2 separate regions of the Homo sapiens genome follow, and region 1 is linked to region 2. Evidence: chromatin contacts called from ENCODE Hi-C or POLR2A ChIA-PET data. All regions are on one chromosome and are shown on one strand. The core of a region is the stretch at or near the end of the contact, and the rest is flanking DNA. Distances in the headings are between cores, read along the strand shown.

Region 1 (5,374 bases), core at 325-2,824, 54 kb before region 2:
AGTTCAGAATTTGGATCCTGTCCTGAGAGTCCCAGAGCCCCCATTTCTCCTAGTGTAGTATAGGCTGGTTTAAGCAGGACCTGCTGTGCACAGTGCTAAGTCCACCTTACAGTCACAACAAGCCACAGCATCATGTACCTGACTCCGCTGGCAGAGACTACATTTGCTACCCTGAAACCCTCCCAGGCAGATTCTGCAACCAGAAATTCAGCCGTGGCTGCACATTTCCATCGTCTGCAAGCTTTTCAAAAGAAACAAAACACAATTGTGACTGAGGACCCAGGCACTCCCCAAGTATGATTCTGCTGGTCTAAGGCGGGCCTAAGCATTATTATTTTTAAAAGCTGCCAAGGGTTCAAAACTACTGCTCAAGGAACTTTTAAAGAAGAGGAAACTGCTGAACTTTCCCACACTTTCTCCAGATTAGAAAGTCAGAGAGAACATATGTGCCCAATGTAGCCTAGGACAGCGGTGAAGCGCAGAAGGCAGGGTGGTGATGGACGGCACTAGGTTTCCAGATGGCCTACCCGAATCCTGTTGGGGAGTTCGGGCAGAATGCAAAAGTGGCCTCCCAGTCCATCACAGAGAAAGGCAGAAAGTTAGGTGGAAACTGGAATAGAACCTCAGGACTTGAGTGTGCACGCACACAAAAGGAAACGAAGAGAAAACCTCCACATTTCTTAGTACTCTGAAGAAGGCAGCAAAACTATGCCTGTGAATTAAGTTTTAAAACAGTTGCAAGGGGTTATTTCAAGAGAAACCACACTGGAAAATGCACATGAGAAGTTGCAAGTTACAGTTACCCTGGCTGGAAATCAGTAGTAACTAACTAGTCTTCTGTTCTAACTAGAGTAAGTTATGATATTAACAATAATATCTCTAACAAATGCCTACTTATATACACCAGGCACCAGGTTTTTTTAAATGCATCTTCTTATAAGATGCTCAGAATTGCTTAAGTAAGATAGGAAACATCATGACCCTCAGTCACAGGAGCATTTACATTTAAGTTGAAGAAACTCAAGTGTGCTGTGCGTGTGCGCGTTATGGAGGGTGTTTCTAAGGCCTTTCTCATCATATATTCAGGGATGGCACCTGAAGGAAGAAAATTCAGACCACAGCGATCTTTAAAGAAATCCATCACTTTAACACTGGCGTTATCACTGAATCTGTCTACACATCTGTTTTCTAGTACAAAATGGAATTTTGTTTGCTCTCATATCATGAAGTGTTTATGAGATAAGACGAAGTAACTTAAGTACTTCAAAAGGAGCCAGAATAGTCTTAATAGTGACACTACTTCTAAAGTGACGAGATGACGAGGGAGAATGAGCGGGCAGACTTGCCGTTCTCCAGAGCGCAAAGCAGGGCTGCGCCCAGGTCTCCCTCTGCATAGCTCCACCCAACAGGTGCTACTGGCTTCTGCACCAAGAGGGCACTTCACTCTCAAGACTCTGGGGAGCCAGAAAGATGCCTCACTAGAAGCTGAGGGGAAGGGCGCTCTGTCACTTGCGTACGTGACAGGATGTGCTCCCAGTGCACAGACGGCCACTCCAACAGAAAGGGGGATGGGGAGCACCCTTGCTTCCTGCCTCACAGCCTGAGCTCAGAGAAGCTCCTTCCAATCCCCAGGGTTAAGGGAAGGATTAAGCAGCTGGGAACTGTGGCCTAGAGCAAGTTACTTCATTTCTAAAGACCTCAGTTTCCCCTGTCTCAACTGGGGCCATGAGCATGCACTTGATTTCACATTTGTAAAATTTCTGGTGAGTCAGTGAACACAGGAAGGAAAGCATGCTGACACGCAGCAGCAGGCGCTGTCCCGAGAGCACAGCAGATGCTGCTGGGTCGACAGTTCAGAGCGGCAGGAAGCAATCGCACTCCTGGCTGGCTGCGGGTGCTCTTCTGGGTTTGCTCTGTGAAATAAGTCAGGAGAGGAAAAGGCTTTGGTGAAAATGTTAACGCGTTTTCAAAGCCAGAACAAAGGAAATGATGGTTCACTTATGAATGTGAGTACTACTGTGTGCCATGCGCTACAAATTAGAGCACGTCTGAACACTGCCTCACACCGGCCTTCGCGTTTCCAGGGCTGCGTGCGAGGCAACAAGCAGTACCTTCTTCGCCGGGTGAATTCCTTGGATGCTTTTGATCCCTGGAGGGACAGGCGAGTGTGCGTGGGGCCCCGCTGGCAGATGTGGGGGCTGCTGGAGGCCCCCCCTGGTCAGCGTCACCTTGCGGGCAGGCTGTGGTCCCACTTCCGGAGGCTGGGGAAGCCGCTGGGGCTGGCCTTCTGGGTGAAAAAAGCCATCGCTCTCTCCTCCCTGCTGAAACCAAGAAGGCAGCACGTTGTTCAGTGTCTGCTCCACCAAAAGCTCCTCCCCAGCATTAGGAAGCCCACCTCAGCCAGTGTTCACCCACAAAGCAAAACCATTTCAAACAAGTGTGACTCGAAACTTGTCATTTCACTAGAGCCAGTAAGGACATTTCTCATTGGAGAGTGGTCAGGTTCTAACAATATGTTTGAAATTTCAAACACTAAGATGCCCTTTAATTACTATATTCATATAAGAGATCTGCGATTAAAATAAATGTTGTCGAATTCCGTGAAATACTGGTTATTTTCAAAATACTTCATATCCAACACGCATTTTCACTTTCAGCATGCATTATTCACTTTCAAGAGCATTCTTGTTAAAATGTACAGTTTGCATGAGCAGTGGTTTTAAACTCTTAACTCCTATTCCAACCTACCCTAAGAAGGCAATGAGCCCAACTCCTGCTGGTTGCGACTGTAAGTCTTCCAAACCCATCACGGCGCCTTCCACCCCCTGTGGATACGTGAACTTCAAATACTCTGACCTCTCCAATGCAGTGCTCTGAAGCGCCGAAGAGCATCACAAAATACTGGCTAGAAACTTCCCTTCCTTCTGCTGAGTTACAAGTGCCATTAGCAACTACAGAGTACGTGGATTTCCAAGAAGCGCATTTACTCTACGAAGAACCTTAGAAATATCAGGAATCTTATCTTTTGTGTTTTATTAACAGTCTGTTCATCGATCAGGAGGCACGTACACCTTGGAACTGCACCACCAATGTTGTTCATACGTCCAGGCAGCATAAACATGTCTTAGGGTGGTGCCTATCAGCTGCTTTCAGTACTGAGTAGTCTTTTTCCCAAAGAACAGCTGAAGGCTGGGAAAGAACAGCAAGGACGGCAGACACCGCCCTGATGAATTATGTCAGGATGGATGCTTGGACTTGAAAAGGAAGACGGAGGCTTTTATTAGCACGAGGCCCACTCTCAACATCGACAGGGAGGGAGTGTCAGTCACGGGATAGTAAACCCTCCCCACAGGGTGCTTAGCTGTGCCAGTGTCTCCAGGGGCAACCTGGTCAACCAGCTCAGAAGCAGCCCACATATCCTTGTGTCCCGCTCTTCCTACCAAACGTTATCTTGTGGAGACCAAACGGAACAAAGGGCTCTGCAAAAAGAAGGAACATGGGATTGGGGCAAGATGGATGTAGCTTGTTTCTGCTAAGACTGTACAAAGAAACAGGGACTCAAGAAAAGATGAGATGAAAAATGTCACACAGGAATACGTGGCATGAAAATGTCTGCAAATCTTCTCTCTCCAAAACAAGTGTAAGCTGGACAAAATTTTCCAAAACAACATTTGAGGACTCTGGAAATCAAAGAAAATGAAAAGAATGGAGAAGCACTTATTCCTGAGCTGTGAGGACAGTGCAGTGTGTGGCAGCTCCATCAGCACAGAGCCGAAACTCAGTAAGGCCTGAAGTTCCCCAGCAGCACTGGCCATACAGCACCCTCAGAGGGAAAGGCACAGGGAAGCCCATGGGTCTGTGGGCCTCTGGTCATGGTTCAGTTTGGAACAGGCAGCACACCAGCCAGAAATCTGAGAAACCTAATGAGGAAATTCCAGAACGGAAAGTGCTAGAGAAGGCCTAGATGGGCTCTCCCCACATGGCTGCCTGGGAAGCCCCAACCCACACACAGATAACTGGCCATGGGGGGCCATGCAGGGTCCAGAGACCTGAGCACAAGCTCATCCCAGGCGCTGGCTGGCCACTAAGCTACGCAGCAGTCGGGTCAACCCCTAGGAAGCTAGGCTGAGAAATAAAAATAATACAAACACTGAACAAAAAATATTTAAACTGAATGGAAACAAAAATACAACACATCAAAATTCAGGGGCTGCAACTTAAGCAATGACATCAAAAAGGAAAAACATCTAAAATCAGTCATTTGAGTTTCTACCTCAAGAAGCTAGTCCCCCGTCCTCAAAAAAGGAAATCAAACCCAAGTAGAAGGAAGGAAAATGATAAAGATGACAGCGAAAAGCAACGGCATGGTAAACAGAAAAAAGACAATCTGTGAAACCAAAAGTTGGTATTTTGAGATCAGCAAAAAATTGATGCTCCTTTAAGGATACTGACCAAGAAAAAAGGAAAGAAGATGAATTACCAAAATAAGGAAACAAAGAGGGATCACCGCAATGGACCCTAAGAAATTTAAAAAACATTACAAGCAACTTTACATCAACACACTAGACAATTTACATGAAATGAGCAAATTCAACGAGACACAAGTACCAAAACTGACCGAAAGAGAAAATACGAATAGAACTCTAAGAAGTAAAGACAATGAATTAAAAACCATTCACAAAGAAAAACAAAGACCCAAATAGCTTCACCAGTAAGTTTTACCAAATATTTAAGGAAGAAAGACTACCAAGCTTACGCAATCTCTTTCAGAAAACAGAAAAGGCAGAAGCACTTCCCCACTCATTCTTTGGGCCTGGTATTACCCTAATACAAGGCCAAAGGCATCAAAAGAGAAGACAACTGCAAAAGAATATTCCTCATAAACATACATGAAAAAAAATCCCCAACAGAATATTAGCAGACTAAATCTAGCAACACGGAAAAGGGATCACACCTCATGACCAGGTAAGATTCATCCCAGAAGCGCAGGGCTGGTTTAACACCCCCCCGGTTAACCAAGGGAACACACTACACAAAGGAAAGGACCGTGTGTATATCTGCTATCGTCCAGCCAGGGCTGCGGGTGACTGAGCCAGATGGGTTCTCCCACCTAACGCTCTATGACTCTACCATTTGAATTATCATCGCCTGAAACGTGCGATCTTACTGGGAGTCGCTCCTGTCTTACAGGGGCTACCCCCAACCCCCACATGAAAATGGAAGCACTGTGAAAAGGCAGACCGCTCGCAAAATCCAAAGTCAGGCTGGTAGTTTGTGCCTCTTAAATCTTCTCCACAAGGTCTTCTACCCAAGGTGTGAGTAGGTATCCCACCAGGCAGGGAGGGCCTATACTGAGTACACAATTTTTCAGTCT
Region 2 (5,520 bases), core at 1,597-4,096:
TGCCCCATCTCAGCCAGGCCTGTGCCTCCTCCTCACCAGCCCCGCCCCAAGTGCAGGCCACACCCACTGACCCATTGGCAGCAGCCCTGCCAGCCCGTGGCCACCTGCTTCCTTCCCCATCGACCGTCATCCTCCTTCCTCCCTCTCGGCTCCTTTGCCAGGCTCTCCTCCTGCCCCCATTCCCACGTCGAGTGCCGGGGTCCCAGTCCTTGGCCTCCCTGACGGGTTCTCCTCCTGCCCCTCCCCCTCCTGTGTCAAGTGCCCTAGGTCCCAGTCCTTGGTCTCCCCACACACAGACTCCCTCCTCCAGGGCTCTCATTTGAGGGCAGGGTCTAAATCCACCTATTCACCAACAACCTCCTGACCTGTACTTTGAGCCCAAACCCCTATACTGAATTCTCATCCAACTGCCTACTAGACCCCTCCACTCACATGGCTAGTTGGCATCTCAAATTTAATGCACCCAAAACAGAACTTTTGATCTCCCCACCTCAGGTGATGGCAACCAGACCAGCCCTCTAAATGCTCTGGTCACCTGGGCATCACTCTTACCTCCTCTCTCCCTCTCACACTCATCCAATCCATCAGCAAATCCCATCGGCCCCATCTTCCTACTTCATCCAGCTCTGAGCTCTCTGCACTCTCCCTGCTACCACACTGGTTTGCACCAGGATCATCTGTCACCTCCTAGCTAGACACCAGCTTCCACCCTTGCCACCCGACAGTCTCCTCTCAACACGGCAGCAAGAGGAATCTTCTAAAACATACACAAGGTCACGTCATTCCTCTGCTCAAACCCCTCTAATCCCTGCCCATTTCACTCCCTGCCAAAGTCCTGAGAATGGCTGGATGGCCCCACGGCCCCACGGTACCCAGGTTCTGCATTTCTTCTCTGCTTTGATCACTCCACAAAAGTCACGCTGGTCTCCTTTTGGCTACTCAAACACACAAGGCAGGGTCTCTCCTGGAGGAAGCCCCCTTATACTTGCTGATCACTCTGCCTGCAATCTTCTTCCCTGAACAGCCACATTGCTAACTTACAGATATCCCTCAACTCTTTCCTGCTCAGTGAAGTTCACCCTGATCACCCCATTTAAGATACAACCCATCCCTTCCCCGCATCCTGCTCAATTTCTCACTGCATTTTCATCTTCTAACATGCCACATAAAATACTTATGTTTACTGCTAATAAACAATAATAAGACTGTCTGATAGAAAGTAATATCATGGTTGAAGAAAGCTTTGTCTGGTTTGTTCGTCAATATAACTCAAATGCCAAAAATAGAGTAGTAGCTCAATAAATGTGTGTGTTCACAGGTACATGAAGTTAAAGCTTCGTATAAACTGCTCAAAAACCGTTTCCTAGCTTAAGGAACATGTTTCAGTAATAATCAGATCTGTATTTATTTGATTACAACAACTAAAAGATGGTGTGTCCCCTCTCCACCAGCTGACACTGGAATTGAAGGGGGGCATGCTGCCTGGAACCAAAGAGGGACACTCACCACTGCAAACATCCTCACCGGGAGACTTACAAAGTGTCACAGTTCAGGCATTCCAATAGCGGTCTCTAGTGTATTCTTTGCATTCAGACTGTACTCTCAGCACTTTCCACTCAATTATACAATAAGAGATACACATTTTTAAAGAAATATACTTGACCCATCAAACTAAAATCTAAATGAATGGGGAAGAGCCAAGGAAAACTCAATCTTACAAATTTGAATGTGAAAACTATTTTGCCGCAGAGACGGCTTCAGTGCAATAAACTAATAAATGCCTTCAGATGCACAGTAATCTATAACATAACAGATGCTCCTCAACATAGGATGGGGTTACATCCCAATAAGGCTATCGTTAGTGGAAAAGACCCTTAGTCAAAATGCATTTAATATGCCCAACCAATGAAACATCATAGCTTAGCCTCACCTACCTTCAGCTCAGAACACTCACATCATTGCACAGTTGGCAAAATCATCGGGGCTGGGAACCGCAGCTCCCCCTGCCCAGCTTCGAGGGAGTTTTGGGATGCATGTTGCTACCCCAGGAGAGATCAAATCTCAACATTCGAACGATGATTTCTTCTGAACGCATACTGCTTTCACACACTCATGAAGTCAAAAACGCGTCAGTGGAAAAATCCTAAGTCAAACCATTGGAAGCTGGGGCCATCTATGCTTTACAATAGTAAAAGGAAACACAGACCTTGAACAGGCGTGACCACCGTCCCTTTGAAGTGCGGGTTGATGTGTATGTTCTTGGGCTGCTGTGGAGTCACGGGTGGCGGGGTCATCATCATCCTTGGGGTCTCTAGCTGGGGAGGCATGTGCATTCCCTGAGGCGGGGATGGGTGGTGCGGGTGCTGCACCGGAAGCAGCGGCTGCAGCGGCTGCGGCTGGAACAGGCTTCTGATCGGCTGCTGCTGAGGCGGCGGTGGCGGTGGAGGGGGAGCCTGGGGCTGTGGAGGAATTAACCTTGGAGAATGAGTCTACAAATCACAAAAAAAAAAACAAAAGTTCACCGAAATCAACATTTAAAAGAATGCTGATGTGTTACAAATTTACACTGATTGCATTTTTTAAGTTACAATGTAAGAAGTCTGTAGTAACAACTTGTATCAAAACAGCAGGATAAAGAAGCTTCTCTACTTCTTCACAATGAGGGCTACAGTCTCACAATTGAGTCAATCCCCACGCAAGAGGGAAAACAGCCCCAAAGCACCCAGTGTGAATTTTGAAAAAAAAAAAAAAAATTCAGTTCAGGGAATTGAACTGCCCACACTGAGCAAAGCCCTGTGCCAGGGACAGAAGAGCAGCTGCCACAGCCCTCCCTGTAGCAGCCTTGCATCCCCCTCCAGGAACTCTGGTAAGCAAGGCAGGAGATGTGCACCAGTTACCCTGCTCCAGAACTGAGGCCTGAGAACAGGACAGGGCCACAAAGAGCCTCCAGGAGAGGCTGGGAGGGAGCTTCTCTGAGAGGGTGACACCTGAACTCGGTGATGAAGAAGAGAGAGGTGCAAGGCAGAGTGAGGGACAGATACCCAGAAAAAAGCAGAAGCAGCACAGACCCACCTGCTTAGTAAAATCAGGAGACCAGGGAAGAAGGCAGGAAAGAAGGTAAGAAAATTACACACTCAAAGTGATCAGAGATCTCAATTCGAGGGTGGTTATTTTATCAAACAGTCACTAGAGAGGAAGAAATCAACAACTGCAACAGCTGCCGTGGACTAAATCTTCCCCACATTTTAAGTTCCTACTATACGGTCAGTAGAGAAAGTCAGCTGACCTAGCTCCCCACAATCCTATAAACTAGGTCCTATTTACTGACCTCCTTTTACAAGATCAAGTAGCTGGAAAGGAGAAAAGCCGGAACTGGAATTCAGGCCATCTGATTCCACAGGTTTTGCTTTTAATCACTAACCAAACTGACGACACAGCTAATTAGCAGTAGACCACTACTTATTCAGTTGTCTAATTTAACAAGCATTTTCCCTGAGATGATGCCAAATTACGGAGGGCTTCTAAATTCCAAGTAAATGATCCATTACTATGCCACAGAGACAACACGTATAATAAGGGATCACGAATGATCTCTTTGGTAGGAAAATGATCATTCACAGCAGTGTGAGATGAACGAGGGTAAAGAAGACGGAAGGAGACCATCTAATAGGGAATGGTGAGAGATGAATCAATGGAAAAGCCATAGTCTGACAAAGAGCAAGAAGACATCTCAGAGGAACAATGAGTAGAATTCTAAAACTAATCTGTGAATGGCTTTGGCCCACCTATCCTTCCTCACAGAAGACGTTTCAAAAGATTCTGGTACCAGCTCACATCCACTAGCACACATGCTCCCAGAATGCAGTATGTTTCCCCCTCCTTAACTCATCACATCTGTGCACATTTGCCCATGAGAGTAGGGATCTTGTCTATCTTACTCACCATTGTATCCCACAGACAGCACACTAACAGACACAGGGACACCCAAGTTAAATTTTAATTGAACTGAGAGTGACCACAATGCATGGTCATTAATTCAAGACCACAGAGTTCTGAGGGAAAGATCATGTTTGTTTGATTAAACAAGTGACATTCAGGGCCTGTGAAACATGTGTCTGGAGAGGTACAGGGACAGTTGGGAGATGGAGAAAATGGAGCTGGAAAGAGGTTAGGCTAGAGACTAAGACTCACTGAGAAACAGTAGGTGACAGCAAGAGGAACAGTGCTGGGGAGACCACTGAGGAAAAGGAGGACGAGAACAAAACCTGAAGAAAAATGCAGTTAAAGAAAAGGCATTTCAAAACTGTTCAAAGAGATTTTCAATGCTCAATACCAAAAACCAGGAAGTATTTAAGGGGATGCCAATGTTAATTAGCTTTTTATAATCCATCCACAACATATACATACTGTAACAGTGCACTGTACCTCATAAACATATGCAATATATTTATGCATATATTATGTTTAATTTGGAAATAAAAAGGAAGTTTAATAAAAGTTTAATTTGAAAATAAAAAGGAAGGTCAAAAGGGAGAAAGAAGAAATCATTCTAGAAGATAAGAGAGTACATCCAAAATCTCGTAAGCCCAAAAAAGAGCTGCTCAAGACAAAGAGACCGTGTGATGCCCAAGGCCCCAGAGTGCGGTCCAACAGGACAAGGGGTCAGGTGGCATCTCTTGAGGGCACCATTCAGGACAGGGAACAGAACGGAATCCAGGCAGGAAAGAGCCAACCAAGGAGAAAATGGGTACAAGCAGAGACATGAGCCAAAAATATTCTTTCCAAAACTTTGGGGGTCAAGACTCAAAGAGACAAAATAGCTCTGGGATGGGGAGTGAATAGGATGGAGAAAGCTTATGATGTAACAGAACGCAGTTGGAGCGGAGGATACCACAGTCCTGATCTCATCACTGATTAGCAAAGACGAGACTATTGCTTACAAAGCTGTGTCAGTCTTAGGGCAGCTGTCTAGTTTACTCCTAGTACACAGTAGGCTCTAACAGTCCAAATCAGTCACATTACAATCCAGAGATACAACGTCACCATCAGGATTGAGGACAACTGAATATCCATGACATTTCTAAAAGCATTCACGCCATCTCAGTTCAGCCTCTCTAAGGAGGCAGGTGAGAGATACGTGCTCTTCCCTTCTTTGTGGGTAAGAAAACAGAGCTCAACAACTTTTCCAGGATCAGAGACACAATTACGTAAACACTGGCCTCGTATGAGAGTTGTTTGGCCCCGAAAGAGGCCAAAATAATCAAAATGGCTATTCAACATATGGCCAGTGGAGGTTTGCGGCGGAGACAGGGAGCAACGAAGGGAAAAAAGACAAACTGTAAATCCAGCCTTTCTGCTGTTAGAGATGCTCAAAAACAAAACAGCTGTATAAGCAAACAGCAGTTCCTCGTATCATCAAATTGTGTATGCCTACCTACTCCTCTCCCTTTACATATCAGAGTTGGAATTCTCATGCTAAAACAAAAATTATCTCTTCTACTTTGTTATTTCACAAATGAA

What was found. A loop is a pair of places that touch in the nucleus more often than their neighbours do. ChIA-PET counts read pairs that join two places held with the same protein, here RNA polymerase II (POLR2A). Pooled maps may share reads with other maps.
Region 1: a pooled map shows a loop between it and region 2 (2.5-fold over the local background). The contact joins two enhancer-like sites. A Hi-C loop is called at or near these places in 1 of 168 maps with a recorded cell type or tissue (CD8-positive, alpha-beta T cell), 2 of 37 single-sample maps with no recorded cell type and 4 of 50 pooled maps. POLR2A ChIA-PET finds 5 or more read pairs at or near these places in 2 of 52 experiments (CD8-positive, alpha-beta memory T cell and activated T-cell).

The regions. Positions count from the first base shown.
Region 1 is chr7:155,760,756-155,766,129 of GRCh38, reverse strand. RBM33 (RNA binding motif protein 33) reads right to left here. Exons shown (of 18, transcript NM_053043.3): 15 at 2,112-2,318. Among named protein-coding and RNA genes, the nearest start is that of SHH, 49 kb to the left of the region's middle. RefSeq lists an enhancer at 2,072-2,231. Within about 2 kb of position 1,574, at least 15 of the 41 ENCODE cell types and tissues checked have a DNase peak (open chromatin) inside an H3K27ac peak, as active enhancers do.
Region 2 is chr7:155,708,142-155,713,661 of GRCh38, reverse strand. It overlaps RBM33 (RNA binding motif protein 33), which reads right to left. Exons shown (of 18, transcript NM_053043.3): 8 at 2,207-2,459. Among named protein-coding and RNA genes, the nearest start is that of RBM33, 66 kb to the right of the region's middle. Within about 2 kb of position 2,846, at least 2 of the 41 ENCODE cell types and tissues checked have a DNase peak (open chromatin) inside an H3K27ac peak, as active enhancers do.